2 separate regions of the Mus musculus genome follow, and region 2 is linked to region 1. Evidence: chromatin contacts called from ENCODE POLR2A ChIA-PET data. All regions are on one chromosome and are shown on one strand. The core of a region is the stretch at or near the end of the contact, and the rest is flanking DNA. Distances in the headings are between cores, read along the strand shown.

Region 1 (6,415 bases), core at 1,302-3,801:
GAAACCTGTAGTGCTGGGTCATCTTCCTGTCCACATGACTGCTTCCCCAGAGCCATGGCATAATACTGAGCCAAGGGCCTATCATGTGGCTTCATACGACCCTTGGACTTGTTTTAACCAGTGTGAGCTGACACAGCAGTATTGTCCGGTGTTCCACCCCCCACCCCACCAACTTCCCATGTTTCTAACCCCTTTGCAATGGTTTAGTTCCCATTTGGGCAATGGTCCCAAGTTTCACATCCTCTTTTTGATGGGCCCAGCATCTAGTTCGGAATCCAGCAAGACACCCTGGCTCCCCACCCTCGCTCAGCCAGCACCCAGGGCTCAGCTTGCTCACCTCCTGGCCTTCTACTTGTATGTTTAACTCATTTCTGAACTTGGATGTTTAAGCCTTTTCACTTCCCTGCACAGTAACATAAACCAAGGACTGGCAAACTGCTACAGGCTACAGACTCCTACGACCTGGATTTGCCACATGAAAAGGCAGATACTACCACACAGAGATCGCTGTAAGTTATCACATGTGGGTTCCCACAAAAAACAGGAGTACATACAGCCAACCTCTTCTTTCTCGTGCACCCCTCCCACATATATAGAAAAAACACCAGCTGCTGTCTCAAAAAGCTTTATTTTTACTTGGTCCAAGACTTGACAGAGGCTCCAGGGCGGTTACAAAGCTGCCTAGTGGCTTGAGAGGTTCATTCAGGTGGAGGTCCCAGGGCGGGCTGGTGCAGAGCAGAGGGGGGAGCCCCTTGGAAGGTACAGAGGCCTCCTAGTCGTGCTTGAGAGTGAGGCGCTCAAAGAGATACTCGCCCAGAGACCCCTGGGGCGCGCCAGTCTGCGCTGGTTGTGGCCCCGCCACCCTGCGGAGGTTGGTCAGATGGTTGCCCATCTTCTTGATGAGTTTCACCTCCTTATCCAGATAGTGGCTTTCCAGGAAGTCACAGAGCTGTAAAGGAAGGAAGAGACATCAGACACCGAGTTCTAAGAGACAGGTGTGAGCAGGAAGCTTTAAAAAAAAAAAATCCTGCCCTCAAGGGCAGGTAGGTAGGTAGGTAGGTGTGTCCTCAGTACTGTGTGTGGTGCTTCTGCAATCTGCACTCGGGAGGCAGGAGGATTAAATTATTGGGAGCTGAAAGCCAACACACAACAGTCTAGGTTTTGTCAGAGAAGGGAAGAAATGATTAGCAAGGTACTTACATGAGGGTCCGCGCGGGCAGAACCCAGGGCATGCAGATCCAAGAGGGCCTGATTCAGGTTCTTCTCCATGGCCAAGGCAGCTTCCATGGCCTCCTGGGTTTTACCCCATTCATCTTGAGATGGCTTCTGCACACAAGAATATCAAGCCTAGATTACATCCTTCACCCAGCCAATATAAAACTGACTGCACAGGAAAAGTGGGCACAGTGGGGAAAAATAATGGGATACTGTCTTTAATCCCACCACTGAGAGACTGGGCGAGAAGACAGGAGGATCTCTTGATAGGAGGCAACCTGGTCTACATTGTGATTTCCATGCTAGCTAGAGAGACACCGCCTCTCCCCAGCCCAGCAGTCCTCATCTGTATTCTGTAATTACCCCCATTTTCCAGTTTCTGACATCCTGGTGGGTTTAGTTGCTCTACATACTCCTATTGTCTACACTAGTCCTGCCACCACTCCCTTCCAAGACGTCTATCCGGATGCCCAAACTATGGGGATGGCAAGTAAACGCACATGCTCGGTAGTGCCCAATACCCCCGCTTCTTACCTGCACATCCTGGAAGAGTGCACGGCCCCCGCGATCGTTCTGAAACTCGAGGAGACGCTCCGCGCCCTCGCGCTTCTCCTCGGCCAATTCGCGGAAGAAGTGGCCTACGCCCTCCAGAGCCACGTCATCCCGATCAAAAAAGAAGCCCTGCGGGAGGTTACAAATACGAGTTAACGGAACGCGGTGGCTCGGCTCACACTGTAAACTTCAATCGCAACACTCAAGAGGTAGAGGCAGTACGTGTGAGATTTCGAGGGCAGCCCGGTCTGCCCAGCGAGTTCCAGTCAGACAAAACTACTATGTACACAGCGCGCAGGGAGAGGGAGAGGTCGGAGCACAGTCTCTGCCCTGCATGGAACAAAGAAGGCCCGCGCATGCGCAGGAGGGTGGGTGTGATGGACCCCCCCCCCCCCCCCCCGTTCAGAAGGCAACCCCGAGCTGCTCACCAGAGAGAGGTAGGTGTAGGAGGCCCGCAGGTGCAAGTTGACCAGGCGGTTCACGGCAGCTTCCACCTCGGTGGAATAATTCTGACGAATCTGAGAGGTCATGGCTGATCCGGAGTAGGAGCTAACCGCGAAGAGACGGTGCAGACTGGTCCTAGGAGCTGAAGGCAGCGAGGAGATGGTCCCGGAGGCTGCGACTGGAGAGACTTGTAAAGGCGGCTGGAAGCGAGTACAGTGGGAATCCCCGGGTCTGTTCCGTTCAAACACTGTTGAAGCAAGACACAGATCCACGGGACCTCCAAGGCGCTGCTCTAAGTCCCGGGCAAGGAGCGCTCCTTTTATAGCATGTTGACCCTCCGGAGGGAGGGGTGCCCCAGGCCCGAGACTAACCAATCGGCGGTGGCGTGAGGCGGAGACGGAAAAGTATACTTGACCAATCCGGAGCTGAGGGGAACCTCGCTCCCCACCCACCCAGTCCCATGAGATGAAGTCACGGGACTGGAGCGCGAGGCCTTGTGAAATGGAGGCTTGGGGGAGGGGCGGTGGTCCGGATCCGGAGGCGCAACCTGGAGGGGTCGCAGGGTTCTGGGCTCCGGGTCACTGAGACCCTGGGGAGGGGATGACTTCGAGGTCCTTTTCTGGGTGTCTCACAAAAGAGAATTTTGGGGCCTGAGAACATGGATCTGGGGATGGGCTGAGTGTGGGGTAATGTCTGTAAATGCAAAGGGAACCTCCATATGTCCAATTGCACACAATGAAGGGATATGTCACGTCATGAGGAAGTCTGGTATTCCAAAGATTCTAGAGATCTCCTTGAGGGAATGGAAGGGATGCCCAGAAGTATAGGGTTTTAGGTTCACCATAGGAACTAAGATTGTTTGCTTGTTTTTCTGTTTTCTGTAACCCAGGAGGTCGTGAAGCCCTTTGAGGGCTTGGAGTGGGCAGAGAGCCTTGGGTTACCGTGTGTGCACCTCCCTCGGGTGCTCTGGAAGGTGACATGTGGAGGCCCAGACAGGACTTTGGAGTTCTGGTCAGCCTGTCTGTCTGGGTCTGTGTCAGTGAACCTGTCTTTCTAGAAACAGACACGCATGATGGCGCTTGGAGAATTGCTGGGCTCCTTCCTGGAGTTTGGTCCAGAAGCCTCCTTGCAGGTTGCTCTTTTGGAATCAAAAGGCCCGAGAGTTAGGGAGAGCAAGAACTCAGGACCCAGAAACAGACAGTCAGTCTTACGCAGAACAGTTGGGGCATGCAAGGCCCAACTGGACTTTTGAGGACAGGACGGGCTCATACCAGGGTCTAATCTCAGAAGCCTGGGAAGAGAGCAAAGGGAAACGAGCCCAATCATGAAAAGGGGCTAAAGGAAGAAACAGTAAGATGGGTCAAGGGAGCCACGCGGAGCAGGAAGAATGTGCTGCTGAGGCCCTTAGTGGAAGGGGTAGCAAGGCCAGTTCTGCTGAGTCACGCTGAGCTCAGCTAGGCAGTGGGGCGGGCGGCAGGCCACACCCGGGCTGACAGCCAGAAGTCCCCCGGCTAAGGGGCTTGTGGTCTGTTTTCCCTGTGTGGTCAGGCAGCTGTACGGCTCTGGAGTGGCTAGCCTACACGTATCTTTCTCCTGACTTGACGTCTGCGGTGGTCTGTTGATTTGGGGGTCAGAGTTACTCATTAACCACAGTGCTCCAGAACCTGACCTCTGGCCTTCAACCCGACAGGCCTGGACAAGGCTGTAAAGGTGGAAAAAGATAAAACCCGGAAGCCACAGGGGACAAGGAAAGGAGAGAGGTACACAAATTTGAGTGGCAGAATCTCAGACTGGGGGATTGAGGGTGGAACAAAAGACCAAGTCCCCTTAAAATGGCTTCCTCTTCCCTTCTGGCACCTCTGGTAATCCAGCATCTAGGAGTCTGCTCCAGTTCCGGTGGCCTCCTCCCTCCCTCCCTCCCTCCCTCCCTCCCTCCCTCCCTCCCTCCCTCCCTCCCTCCCTCCCTCCATCTTGTCCTTTCAGAATCTGCAGGATCTCTGGAATTCCAGGCTCCTGTCCCCAGGGCTGAAGACAGCTCTGCAGCTGCGGTGTGTACTCTTTATGGAGCGGGTCCCTGATTGGAGCCTCAGGGATACCAGGTGGGCCTGGCGCCTGTGCTTGGGATGGCAGCTGGGCGGACAAGGGACCATACAATCCAAAGTGGACCTGAGGTTTATTGGCGCCTCCCCAGGCCACCATTCCCACCCCTCCCAATAATTACAAAAGTAAGAAAAATGCCTTTCCCCTTCCCCCATTCATCCCAGGAAAATGTCATAATTTATGAAGAAAAGACACAGTCCAAGGCAGTGGGAGGCCTCAGCCCATCTTCTTCCAGATGGTGAGCGAGGCGGTGAGGACTCCAGCCACAAAGATGGTCACTGTCTGCCATGTGGGGGTCCCGAAGTAGGAGAGGAGGCCTTCCTGAGAACAGAGAGATGGGTGTGACTTCAATACCAAATTGCAGGGGGAAGAAAGAGATTTCCCATGAAGGGATGCTAAGGCGCTCCTGGGCTTATAACCCCAGCACTCAGGAACCCTAGGAAGGAGGGCTGTAAGCCTAATGCCAACCTGTGAAGTTTATTGAGATCCTCACTCAGAAAACAAAACTTAGGGCCAGCAAGATAGCTCATGCACAAAAGGACACACACGCGCGCGCGCGTGCGCGCAAATGTAAAAAGTATCCCACTCAACCCACGATCCCAAAATGGGAAAACAAAACAAAATGAAAACAAAACAAAACAAAACAAAATAAAAAACCAAAAACCCGTGATTAACATCTGGAAGTGGTAGCCCATAGCAGTAATCTCAGCACTTGAGAAGGTAAGACTGAAGACCACATGTTTGGACTAGTATGGGCTACATAGTAACTTCCAGACCAGGCTTGTATGCATGACAGGGAGGACAAAGGCTCAGCCTGTAGGGTGCTTGCCTAGAGCGCACAAGGCCTGGGGTCTGTCTATCCCATTAGCTCCTACACTGACATGTGGAAGCAGGAGCTCAAATGGTCAAGGGCATCTTCAGCTACAGAGTGAGTCTGAAGACAGCCTGAGATACAGGAGGCCATCTCACGATGTAAATAAATAAACGAGAAACACAACAAGATGGTCGTCAAAGGATCACCCAGTGCATGTGAGAGATTCCAGAAAGGAAGGGAGCAATCAAGTCAGGCCATGGAAGTCAGTGGGTACCAGAGGCACTAAGATAGTAGATCTAAGGATACCTAGCTTAGATCATTGTCTGAATGCCCGGGGGCACCTCTGTGCTGACCCTTAGATCTGAAAAAGTGGCTCTCAACCTTTTAGTTCATGATCCCAGAGGGGTCACGTATCAAATATTTACATTATGATTCATAACAGCAGCAAAATTACAGTTATGAAGTAGCAATGAAATAACTTTATAGGGCTGGCAAGATGGCTCATTGATTACTCTTCCAAAAGTCCTGAGTTCAAATCCCAGCAACCACATAGTGGCTCACAACCACCCATAATGAGATCTGGCGCCCTCTTCTGGTGTGTCTGAAGACAGCAACGGTTTACTTAAAATAACCTTTAATATAATAAAGATTATATTAAATAAAGATAATAATAAATCTTTAGGCCAGAGCAAGCAGGGACTAAGCAAGCTGGGTTGACCAGAGTGCGTAGGAGTCCTAAATTCAATTCCCAACAACCACATGAAGGCTCACAACCATCTGCACAGTTACAGTGGACTCACATACATAAAATAAATAAATACATCTTTAAAGAAAAAAAAAAGAAATAACTTAATGGCTGGGGGTCATAATATGAGGAGTGTATTAAAGGATCACAGCACCAGGAAGGTCTCAAGTATAGCTAGGCCTGAGGGGTCTCACCCAGCCACCCTGGTCTTGGATCCAGACAAGCAGCCGCTCACGGAGGAAGTCCAGTGTCCAGCCCATGATGGTTCTGATCAGCTCGGGCACTTTAGTGCACAGGGCCTGCAGGAGTGGGAAGATTACACTTGGGGACTGAATCTTGTCCCCACTGCCCAGAGGTGATCTCAAGCCCTTGCTTTTAACCCTCTGCCTCTGCTAAGCGGTCTCTCCTCTACTAATTATAAACTAAAGCTTCCCTTACCTGCTCAGGAGCCCTGACTCCTCAGCACCCTCTAGGTAAAAACCAAAAGGCTGAGGTAAGGCTCAAGACCAGGCTGACCTCAAACTCAGAAATCCGCCTGCCTCTGC
Region 2 (6,415 bases), core at 1,126-3,625, 180 kb after region 1:
ACAGCTGGAGCAGAGCTGCCAGGGCCTGGCGCAGAGCTGGAGGCCATGCCGCCTGGGCTCAGGCCTACTCTGGGTGTGTTCCAGGCAGCTCTAGAACTGACCAGTCAGTGTGAGCTGCATCCCGACCTCGTGTCCCAGACTTTTGGCTATTTGTTCTTCTTCTCCAATGCATCCCTTCTCAACTCACTGATGGAACGAGGTGAGGGTTGTGTTGGGAGGAGCCAGGAGCTATCCAGACCTAATCCAGGCAGACATAAGCCAGGCTTCAGGCTTCAGCGTTGGGTGGCTTTGCCTGGGAAGTAGCTTCATTCAACGCCTCTCATTTCTTCCTACACAGGTCAAGGCCGACCTTTCTATCAATGGTCTCGAGCCGTCCAAATCAGAACCAACTTGGATCTTGTGTTGGATTGGCTTCAGGGGGCCGGGCTGGGTGACATTGCCACTGAGTTCTTCCGGAAACTTTCCATTGCTGTGAACCTGCTATGTGTGCCCCGCACCTCCCTGCTCAAGGTGACTCTTGGTCGGCTTTGTATGACTTTGACTTTTGAATCTCTATCCCGGCTCTGTGTACTCAGCCTCTCTGTGACCCCGAGTCATCTCCAGCCCGTGAGATGACTTAGACACCATGACGGGCCACTGGCAGCCGCAGAAGTCGGTGTCAAGAGTGACTGAACATGGATGCTGAATGCTTCTGACTCCGAACTTGCTAGAAAGAGTTTTCTATGCTCCATTTCTTAGATGCGTTGAGTCAGAATTCTGGTTTGAGACAGAGGAAAATGCTGGTTATCATTCGTTGGTTGCATGATGGGAACGGTGATGATAATGTCAACAAACACCCCCCATTCAAAGTAGATTATCAATAGTTTTCTTCAGATGAGAAAACTGAATCAGGTAGCTCACATTTGTTTGTTTGTTTGTTTGGTCTTGCTGTGTAGCTCTGGTTGACCTGGAATTCACTAGTCTGGCCTTGAGCTCACAAATGAGTCACCTACCCCTGTCTTCTGAGTTGCTGGGACTAAAGGTGGTCACGAGCACACTAGGCCTCTACTTTTGTCTGCACGTGTATATATGTGCACCATGACCATGACGTGCCAGAAGTGGAGGGCAGCTCTTCTGAAATGGGACTTACAGGCCACGTAGGTGCTGGGAAGCAAACTAGTTCTCAGCTGGGTCCTCTGCAAGAGCAGCAATTGTTCTTAACTGCTAAGCCTTCACCCCAGGCCCTTCACTTCACTGATTTCTATCTTATTACAGTACTGGGGATTGAACCCAGAGAGTTGCATATGCCAGGCAAACACTGCCGCTGACCTGCATCTCCAAGACCCCTTTTTACTTTTTAATTTTGAGATAAGAGTTTCACCATGTTTCCCAACCTGGCCTTGTACTTTGAATCCTCTTGCCTCAACCTCCTAAGAAACTGGGATGGCTGGCCTGCCCTATGGGACCCAGCTGTGACCACAGACGTCTAACTTGGGGACTTCCCCTAGGCTTCATGGAGCAGCTTACGGACTGACTACCCCACCCTGACTCCAGCTCAGCTCCACCATCTCCTCAGCCACTACCAGTTGGGTCCTGGCCGTGGTCCCCCACCAGCCTGGGACCCACCACCTGCAGAGCGGGATGCTGTGGACACAGGTGTGCAGATCCGGGCTAACGAACATTGAGATGTCTTCTTTATTTGAGACCTAAGAGTCCCTGTTCCCAGCCCTTCCCACTTTCAGTTCCCAGGGTTCAGATGCCCTCTCTGAAGGGCTTAAAGACTGGCTGCAATTATAACAGTAGCAGGGCTTGCTTACTTTGCGGTCCCCTTCAGTAAGTTAAGAAGAGTTCAAACATTTCATTGTTTTTTTTACTTAGACTTAATCTCTTAGCCTCGTCTCTCCACATCTCTTGCCCTAACCCAACTAACAGAGGGATAGGTTTCTCAATCCTCAGAAATCTCCCAAGGTTCCCCAGCCCATCCTCAAGGTTCCAGGGTACCTGGGACCCTATTTTCCTGGTAATGGGCCTTTTTTCCCTAGTTTTCTTGGCTTTTCAAGATAGGATTTCTCTCTGTAGCCCTGGCTGTCTTGTAACTCTGTAGATCAGGCTGGCCTCGAACTCAAAGAGATCCACCTGCCTCTGCCTCCAGAGTGCCGGGATTATGTGTCACCTCCTCCCCCCTCCCCACACACACGTTTTAGCTAAAATTCCCGTCATCCTTTGAAACACAGGGAACCCAGTCTCATCGTTTCTTACTTAAGGAGATAGACCACCTCACACTCATGCTGAGTTTTTAATTCGGTTTTCCTCGTACTCACAGGGGATATCTTTGAAAGTTTTTCCTCGCACCCTCCGCTCATCCTGCCCCTGGGCAGCTCACGCCTGCGCCTCACCGGCCCTGTGACAGATGACGCATTGCATAGAGAACTGCGCAGGCTCCGTCGCCTCCTCTGGGATCTTGAACAGCAGGAGCTGCCAGCCAATCATCGCCATGGACCCCCGGTGGCTTCGACACCTTGAAAACCAATGAGAAAGGAACGCGCGCAGCTTGAAACTGCATCGCTTCTTAAAAGGGAGCCCGCCTGGGCGTAGAGCATTTTGGGAGTTGTAGTTTTCCCTGCGTAGACGGCTGAGAGTTTGAGTTGTTGGGTTGGTAGACGATGGGACAGTGGGAAGATGGGCTTGGGATGTGAATGCCAAGAAGTAATAAAAATATCTGTGGTATTGACCTCACTTGTCAAGATTTGGGGGCCTTAGCAAAGATTTTTTTTTAAGGTGCCAGGGACTGTGCTTGGAACGTTGGGCGTCTGCCGAGTTTGGGGAGATATTTCTAGCCATGGCCTCAGCTTGCCCTCTAGCACGAAATGTGACCCTGTAGTACTGAGCACTGTCACACAACTCGGAACACAGCCTGGACCATGTTCTTCTGAATATCAGACCCCATGTACTACCAGTGAGAACAGGTCATCACCATCTCCCTCTTACCTACAAAGTCCAAACTTTAGCTTTCTCCCCCCAGTCCTTCCGATGCTGTCTGCCTACTGTGCACACCGCTGACTTCCAACACCCAGCACCTCTCGGGTACTAGTCCTATTCCATCAGATCCAAGAATGCAAACCTCAGCTCTCCTCTCCCATACCAGAGGCCTAAGACTCCGTCCACCACCCTCAGACCCAGAGTCCTGACTTCTGCCCCCTTCCTTTTTAGAACTAGGAGTCTGGGCCTCATGTTTGAACTTTCCCCTCCTCTGAACTTGACTCCTACTGCTGTGTCAGGAAAAAAAGAACCAACAGGTGGCACCTGCCGGCAGGGTCTGAACACGACCACCTGCCGCTGTTGCTCACCCGGGTCCCTCTCTCTGCACCTGCTCCTGTCTGTCGCCAGTGACCGCTCCACCCAACCCACAGCTCGGGACTCGGGGGAGGAGATAGTAAGGGAACCCTCGAAGTGAGCCAGGCCGGTCCTCACGGCGTGTGTGTCCCGCCCCTTTTCTGGGTCCTTGCAGGGCTTCTGATCCAAGGCTCGCTCTCTTGACTCCCACTCGCCCTAGAAAGGGGAGTCGAGGGCGGCCCAAGGCTTGTGGGGTGGAGCCTAAGGTCTCCAGCCTAATCCGGGAGACTCCACCCGCTTCAAGGCACAGCTGAGTAGCTGAGAGGAGCCTACCTGGTGAGAAGCCCCTGGGGTAGATATGGGGATTTTTTTTTTTCATTTTACCCTTCATTCTCCGTTCTGGTTCCCCCTTCTGGTCCCAATATCTTTCCCACAGAGCCCCGTGCATGACACTCAACCCATTCTGTTTCAGGGACCCCTATGTTTCCCAGACACTTGTCATATTCTTTGATTCCCGTCTGTCCTAGAATCTTCGATTCTAGTCCCTAACAGCATGCAGTTCTCGTCCTTAATCTCCTCCTCCTTCAGGGTTCAGACTCCAGACGACTGCTTCCTGCACTTTCAAAGGCCCAGAACTCCAGATTCCAATGCTCTCCCTCTTAGATGCAGGAGCCCATGACGCAGGTCCTTCCTGTACCGCCAAGATCCAGGGATTTAGACCCAGCCCTTTTGCTTCCGACTCAGAACTCCAGGCCCAAAGCCTTCTACAGACACAGCAGTCCATGCCCAAGTACTTCTCCCTCCAGCCAGAACTCCAGGCCGCAACCTTTCTTCAGTCCTAGGGCTCCAGGCCCCAGCCCGTGTCTCTCACACCCGGAGGTTCAGGACCAGCCCTCCTTTCTCAGACCCAAGGGCCCAGAGACCAGTCATCCCCCAAAAGAGCTGATCTGGCCCAGTACTTTTGTCTCTAACCTTTCACACTGTCTCCAAAATTCCCCCAATGGCAGCCTCCCGTCATCCACTTTGACCCTGCCGCGCTCTGGTGGCTCTGGCTTCCTCTGTCCAGGTCTCCACCTCAGCCTTGGCAATGACCCTGGCAGCCTCCTCCCAGCGCTCCCAAATCATCCGTTCCAAGTTCCGCTCTGGTGAGAGGTTGCTTGTCTCTATGCATGTGGGGAGGGGTCCCGGAGCCAGGGCCCAGGGTCCCAGTAACATGATTCTCTGGCATGCGTGAATCGACCAGTGGTGTTCACATACAATGTCACTTGTGCTATGGAGTGGAGTAGTAGATGAATGTGCACATGGCTTGCTAAGCCATAGGTGGTGACACCCAAGAGTGCATATGTTGCAAAGGACTTAAACTGACCTGTAGGCAAAGCAGAGGAGCAAACTGAGACCTGAAGTGCATGTGTGTGTGGCAGGGGGACCAAGAGCTATCAAGCCTTGAAAATGTCATTAGCCAGGATTTGTTGCCAATGCAAAGAGTTCTGAACACTCAGAGAGGAGCAGAAATGTGCACTGGAAACTCTTTGCCCCCAAACTGAGGGTCAAGTCTTGAACATGTGAGTGACATTCCTGTGGGTGCATGCCAGCAAGAGTAAGTTGGGGTGGGAAGTCATGTAAAGTTGTAGTGCAAACTAGAGTCCAGAGAGATTTGAGCTCCAGGGTTTAGTTTGCAGGGTGCTGGCTGTGGGGAATTCGAGGGGCAAAGGGGTGCGTGGATAAAAGGAAGTGAGAGGTTGATGAGTCAGGTTGGCAAGATGGCGACTGTGCCAGGGTGGTCACAGACTCCTGAAGTGGCAGGTGGAGCCAGGAGCATGGTTGCCTCTCGGCTGAGGCTGGCTAGCTTACAGTCTCAGGAGTGGCTCTGGCCCAAGATGCTTAGCTGGCAGGAGCAGGCAAGAGGCCCTGGGAAGGGAGAGGGAGCAGGCTGCCTGCCCACCCGCCCGGCCCGGGGAACGTAAAGGGGCTGGGCTGGGCACGTGTGTCCCGCCAACAACTGCAGCTCCCACCCACCAGCCAAGTCAGGCTCTGGACACTCCCTTCCCGCTTTCCCTGTCCCACCTCCCTTTTCCTTCCTTAGTCCTGCAGCTTCGGATCCACAGACGGAATCAAGACTGCAGTAAGTGTGGGCCCCCAAGGGGAGGGGATGGTGGCCTCAGTCCCCAAAGAGCATGCATGTCCAGCCCCACGAGAGCGAGAGCGAAACCCCAGCCTGTCATTTCCCCCACCCACTGGGCTCTGTTTCCTATTGCTCAGCTATCCCACCCCAGATACCCTAACGTTTCCTGGATGGAGTCAGGTATTCCAGCCTCTTCCACAATCAGTGTCTGAATATAGCTTTTGGACGTGTCCTTTTCCCTGGAGTCAGGGGATACAGATATCACCCGGTCCTGTCCCAGGGATATGCTAGATATCTGTGATCCTAAACAAACGGACCCTTTGCAGACTAAGTACAAAATGCTCTTCCTTTCTCAAAAATGTGAAAGTCTGGGTACCCAGGGAGCCCAGCGGGACAGTTTGGGTTCTGCTTCCTGCTCTCGGCCAGCCCTCCTTTCCCCCTGGCATCTCTCCACCCTAGCTAGCCAGCTGTCTGTTGGCCTCTTCAGGATCCTCCTCTATCTCTTCAGCCTCTGATTCAGATCCATGGATCTCAGCCTCAGGCCCAGCTCTGGCTCCAGCTTTGCCCACTGTTCCTGCCTCTTTCCTTGTCAGCCCTGGCGTCTTGTCCCCTGAGCCAGCATATTGTCCTTGGAGGGCTCCAAAGAAGGTAAGTTTAGACAGGAGGACAAGCGCCCAAGTGTGGTTCTCCTTTGCCTTGCCTTGTGGTGTCTTAAAGCTGACACTACACATCCTACAGGCCAAGAAAGTGGTGACCACGCTGAAGCGTCATCCTGGCTTTTTTTGTTTGTTTGTTTGTTTGTTGAGACAAACTTACTATATGTGCCAAGGTTGTCTTTGAACTCCCCATCCTGCCCCAGGCTCTCTGGAGCTAGGATGACAGGTGTGGTGAGCCACCAAACCACGAAACTTGGCCTTACTCACTCTTTCAGGAATCTCCCAAGAACTCCCAACATTGGAAGGAGCCTAAGGTCAGGGGGAA

What was found. ChIA-PET counts read pairs that join two places held with the same protein, here RNA polymerase II (POLR2A).
Region 2: POLR2A ChIA-PET joins it to region 1 with 11 read pairs in embryonic stem cell. The contact joins the promoter of A030001D20Rik here to the promoter of Ftl1 in region 1. POLR2A ChIA-PET finds 5 or more read pairs at or near these places in 4 of 5 experiments (Patski and embryonic stem cell).

What each region holds. Positions count from the first base shown.
Region 1 is chr7:45,457,335-45,463,749 of GRCm38, forward strand. Ftl1 (ferritin light polypeptide 1) reads right to left here and starts at 2,552. Exons shown (of 4, transcript NM_010240.2): 1 at 2,196-2,552; 2 at 1,750-1,896; 3 at 1,201-1,326; 4 at 610-949. The coding sequence starts at 2,297. The coding sequence ends at 773. It overlaps Bax (BCL2-associated X protein), which reads right to left. Exons shown (of 6, transcript NM_007527.3): 5 at 6,065-6,169; 6 at 4,361-4,632. The coding sequence ends at 4,528.
Region 2 is chr7:45,636,383-45,642,797 of GRCm38, forward strand. A030001D20Rik (RIKEN cDNA A030001D20 gene) reads right to left here and starts at 2,376. Exons shown (of 2, transcript NR_152217.1): 1 at 2,301-2,376; 2 at 1-756. Rasip1 (Ras interacting protein 1) reads left to right here. Exons shown (of 12, transcript NM_028544.1): 9 at 1-199; 10 at 338-510; 11 at 1,488-1,635; 12 at 2,303-2,710. The coding sequence ends at 2,502. It overlaps Mamstr (MEF2 activating motif and SAP domain containing transcriptional regulator), which reads left to right and starts at 3,595. Exons shown (of 10, transcript NM_172418.2): 1 at 3,595-3,648; 2 at 4,320-4,457; 3 at 5,396-5,434; 4 at 5,943-6,082; 5 at 6,366-6,415. The coding sequence starts at 4,400.